Linked DNA regions of Homo sapiens: region 2 is linked to region 1. A link is an interaction called in ENCODE POLR2A ChIA-PET data of the cell type or tissue named here. Cell type or tissue: IMR-90. All regions are shown on one strand.

Region 1 (2,500 bases):
AAAGGAATCTTCAGAATTTATCAAAATAAAACTGTTTTTCTGTGAAAAGAATCTTGATGAATCTAAAGCAAGAGTTGTCAAACTTTTCTGTGAAAAATATATAACAGGAAAAATACACTCAAGGGTTAACAATGATTATCTTGGAGCAGTGAGATTACAACAGTTTTTAAATTTTCTTCTTAGACTTTCCAATTTTCTACAATAAAAAGTATAAATTTTATATTCAGGAAAACATCTTCAAGAAAAAAAAATTGATGACAATATGGCTTTTATCCAACCAAGAAATTATTACTGGAAATGTGCCATAAAACAAAACATGCTACATTGCATAAAGCTAATAAATAATACTTACGTGAAAGTATTTCTGTGCTACAAGTAAGACAAATATATTAACTTGTAAATAGAAGACATGAGTTTCAATGCATGGCTTCTGATAGCAAACACCCACAGAGTGGCAGTGTAAAAAAAGAGCCAGCATCAAAGAGCCTGGAAGGTCACTGACCCGGCAGGGTCCTTCTCCCTGTTCTCAGGAGTGAGCTAGGCGAGGCTGCAGGAAGCTCTGGCGACAGAGGATTCCCTCCTATCTTTGGTTTGCTCCTCTAAGATGATTTAAGTAAGAAGAAGTGAGTTTCCCTGCACCCTCATCTACTGAACCCACTGGACTAGTTGGGGCCATGGAGAACAAGCTTAAGAACGTGTCCGTGAGTGCCAAGTAGTGTAGCACAATGGCCAAGAATTTAGTCCTAGAGGCTGGGCACAGTGGCTCACACCTGTAATCCCAGCAGTTTGGGGGACTAGCTTGTGCCTAGGAGATTGAGAACACCTGGGCAACATAGCGAGCTATCATCTCTTTAAAAAAATAAAAAGGTTAAAAAAAGACTTTAGAGCTGGGTGTGGTGGCTCACGCCTGTAATCCCAGCACTTCAGGAGGCTGAGGTGGGTGGATTACCTGAGGTCAAGAGTTCAAGACCAGCCTGACCAACATGCAGAAACCCCGTCTCTACTAAAAATACAAAATTAGCTGGGTGTGATGGCGCATGCCTGTAATCCCAGCTACTAGGGAGGCTGAGGCAGGAGAATTGCCTCAAGCTGGGAGGCGGAGGTTGTGGTGAGCCAAGATGGTGCCATTGCACTCCAGCATGGGCAACAAGAGTGAAATTCCATCTCAAAAAAAAAAAAAAAAGACTTTAGTTCTAGAGGCAGACTGCCTGGGTTTGTAATCCCAGCTCTGCCTGCCTCCCCAGTTTTGTTTTTTTTTTTTTTTTGTTTTTTTTTTTTTGAGACAGGGTCTCACTCTGTCACCCAGGCTGGAATGCAGTGGCGTGATCATGGCTCACTGCAGCCTTGACCTCCCGGCTGGTCTCAAACTCCTGGGCTCAAGCCATCCTCTCAAAGTGTTGTGATTACAAGTATGAGCCACCGCTCCCAACCCAGCTCTGCCATTTCTTTTTTTTTTTTGAGACGGAGTCTCGCTCTTTCACCCAGGCTGGAGTGCAGTGGCGCTATCTTGGCTCACTGCAAGCTCCACCTCCTGGGTTCACGCCATTCTCCTGCCTCAGCCTCCCGAGTAGCTGGGACTACAGGCGCCCGCCACTGCGCCCGGCTAATTTTTGGTATTTTTAGTAGAGACGGGGTTTCACCGTGTTAGCCAGGATGGTCTCAATCTCCTGACCTCATGATCCGCCCGCCTCGGCCTCCCAAAGTGCTGAGATTACAGGCGTGAGCCACCGCGCCCGGCCCCAGCTCTGCCATTTCTAAGCTGACTCAGAGCAAGTTACTCATTTAGCCTTTCTGACCCTTACTTTCCTGATCTCCAACTGGAATGACAACAATATTAACTTCAGTCATTATTAGATTTTATGAGTTAATCAATGTCAAATGCTTAGAGATGTCCTCCATAAATGTTCACATTATTCCACAGGCTGATTCTTCAAATGTCTTCAGACAATGATTACAGTTCCCTTGCATCTCATCTTCAGGCTCAATATGATCAGTTCTTTCACCTGTATCTCCTTCCATTTCTTGGTGAAGAGCCAAGAACAGAAAGGTATTTTCTAGAGTAGTCTAACACCAAGTAGACCCTAAGCATTCTGTTAAAAGCTGTGCTTTCATGAACAATGCCTAAGATGTCAATTTCTCTGGTGATTGTAACTCCTGATTCACACACTAAGCTTAATGTTAGTTAAAATCTATAATATTTAAAAACATGCTTTTGTTCCCTCATGTAATATTTAACCCATGTAGCTGGGTTTTTTTTAATGATTTTTTAAATTTATTTTTATTTTTATTTTTATTTTTTGAGATGGAGTCTCGCTCTGTTGCTCAGGCTGGAGTGCAGTGGCGCAATCTCGGCTCACTGCAAGCTCCACCTCCTGGGTTCACGCCATTCTCCTGCCTTAGCCTCCCGAATAGCTGGGACTACAGGTGCCTGCCACCATGCCCGGCTAATTTTTTGTATTTTTTTTAGTAGAGACGGGGTTTCACCATGTTAGCCAGGATG
Region 2 (2,500 bases), 120 kb after region 1:
TCCAAAATCTTCCTAAATGCCTCTGGAACTCATTCATTTGTCCCCAACTCTGTTGTCAGTTCAGGCCACTATGACCTGAGATTACTACAGTATCATCTGGTCTGACGTGCAATGTCCCAGCCAGTTTCCACAACACACCAGAATCGTCTTTCAAAAATCCAATCTGAACAAGTGACTTTCCCACTTAAAACCCTTCAACTGTTCTCAGGAAAAAGACTTTCAAACGTGGCTTATACACTCTTCTGCATCTGGTCAAGGCTTAGTTTTTCAGCTTACCTCTCATTTCTCAGATTATTTCTTCCCTTAAGCACACGACACTCCAACCATGTCAAAGTACTCTCTATGCTGTTCCCCAAATATGCCAATGTCCACTAGTGCCCCGTGGTCTTTGCAGAAGCTGTTATCTCTCTAGGTGTCCACCCTTTTTAACCCCCCAACACCCTGAGCACCAGCCAGCCCCTTGCATCTATTCTCTAACTTCAGCAGTCGTGTCTGGAGAAAATCTTCACACTACTGCTAGGCTTGTACTTGTACTTATCAACACCTGGCATGTGAAAAGCACTCAGTAATTATTTGCAGAATGAATGAGTAAACAGATCATTTTCTAAGTTTTTTAAAAAACAAATTCCAACGTCAATGAATGAAAGCCATTTTTCTGTCACCCATATTAATTCAACAGCATTGTATAAAGTGGGCAATGGACCTAAATTTTCATTTTGCCCATTGAGTCAAAACTGGCTGTTGTGCACGGTGGCTCATGCCTGTAATCCCAGAACTTTGGGAGGCCGAGGCAGGTGAATCACAAGGTCAGGAGTTCGAGATCAGCCTGGCCAACATGCCGAAACACTGTATCTACTAAAATATACAAAAAATTAGCTGGGTGTAGTGGCAGGCGCCTGTAATCCCAGCTACTCGGGAGGCTGACGCAAAAGCATCGCTTGAACCCAGGAGGCGGAGGTTGCAGTGAGCAAAGATCACGCCACTGCACTCCAGCCCGGGCGACAGAGTGACTCCATCTCATATTAAAAAAAAAAAAACAACCTAGTAATAATTTAGTCAAATAAACAGAATTTACATGTGTGGGCCCAGAATAATCACAATGAGGGAGAAAACGCTGTATTCAATGTTCTCCTTTGCCTTGTAAACTCTAAGACCAATTCATTTGAAATTGCTGAGAACCTTCTGATGCAAAGCACAGAATGTATGAAAAACAGCCAAGTAAACGTGGATACAACACAGAGGCACAGCCTGAAGGAAACTGGAGAGTTATGAAGAGACGACATCAGACCACAGGAATGTAGGGACTTGAATAAAGAGAAAAGGCTCCGTGCTGCTCCTGTCCTTGTGCAGGCTAAAGCTCTGTGCAATCACTGTACAGGCTTCATGATCCTGGTAGCCATGAGAAAGAACAGAGCCATTCTGCGGGGCCATAAAAGCCTTTCTGGTTCATTCAACAAAGGGAGATACAGCAAAGGGGAAGGAAACACTTACTAAGCAACAAGACTAGGTGCCCAGCCCTCACATATAGCATTTCCTTTATGCGTCGCAACAATATATTATCCCCATTTTGCTGGTGAGGAAACGAGCCTACCATCGTCACACAGTGAGTCCTGGTGACCTTATACTCACACATTTTCACTCAACATCCACTCCTGCCAAGCCGTTCTAGATGTTGGGGATACAACAGTGAGGAAAACAGATAAGGTCTCTGCTTTCAGGAAACCGGATAGTATTGTGGAGACGTACCATACACAAATAATTTCAGATGGTGATACAATTTAGGAGTGTTAAAAAAGTAAAATTGAAGGATGTGATAAAATAACTAGGAAGGCAATTCCAGGTTGCAAAGTTCTCAGAGGTAATGCAAAAGATAATTTTGAAGAGATAGTGCACAGAGCTAAAGACAATGTTTAATAAAGTGACTATCAAGTCAAACCTTCAATGAAGTCTCCAAAACTACCAGAAGCAAAAAATTACCACTCATTCCCTGATTATCAGAAAAGATAACTAAGGAGTTATCTCAGTCATAACCTAAAGCAGTAAGTTATATAGTTAGTCACCAGATGGCAAGTATTTCCACATGAACCAAACTATTGAAGGCAATGGGCCAACCAAATTAATTCTTAGATGCCCCAGCACCTACATCAGTGCTTAATAAATTACTGCTGAACAAATATATGACGGAAAGAAGAAAACAATGTTAAGATGTCACTGCCATGAGTTAAATAAATCCCTTTTCTGGCCAAGTGGCTTCAATTCACTCCACCCTACCCCTGACACCCGTCTTAATCACAAGCAGGTGAGGAAAGTGGGATTAGAGTAAATCCACGAACAATACTGTACAGAGAAACAATTAGCATATGCTGTCCCTCTCCCCAGCCACCAGACAGAAACAAGTTCCACTTAAAGAAGTCTAATATCTAAATAACTAAAAATTATTAAATGGGGTAATTATTTGGCTTTTTTTTCTTTTCTTTTCTTTTTTTTTTGAGACGGAGTC

What was found. Peaks named below come from ENCODE experiments on the same cell type or tissue, not always from the same donor. Only the 100,000 strongest peaks of a DNase experiment are listed, where the experiment ranks them.
Region 2: POLR2A ChIA-PET joins it to region 1 with 14 read pairs; 10 of 35 experiments call an interaction of 5 or more read pairs at or near these places.

The regions. Positions count from the first base shown.
Region 1 is chr22:40,297,924-40,300,423 of GRCh38, reverse strand. All of the region lies in intron 12 of TNRC6B (trinucleotide repeat containing adaptor 6B), which reads right to left. Among named protein-coding and RNA genes, the nearest start is that of ADSL, 47 kb to the left of the region's middle. In IMR-90, no CTCF peak of the experiment used is centred here; no DNase peak of the experiment used is centred here.
Region 2 is chr22:40,182,234-40,184,733 of GRCh38, reverse strand. All of the region lies in intron 1 of TNRC6B (trinucleotide repeat containing adaptor 6B), which reads right to left. Among named protein-coding and RNA genes, the nearest start is that of TNRC6B, 5.6 kb to the right of the region's middle. In IMR-90, no CTCF peak of the experiment used is centred here; a DNase peak (open chromatin) is centred at 1,263.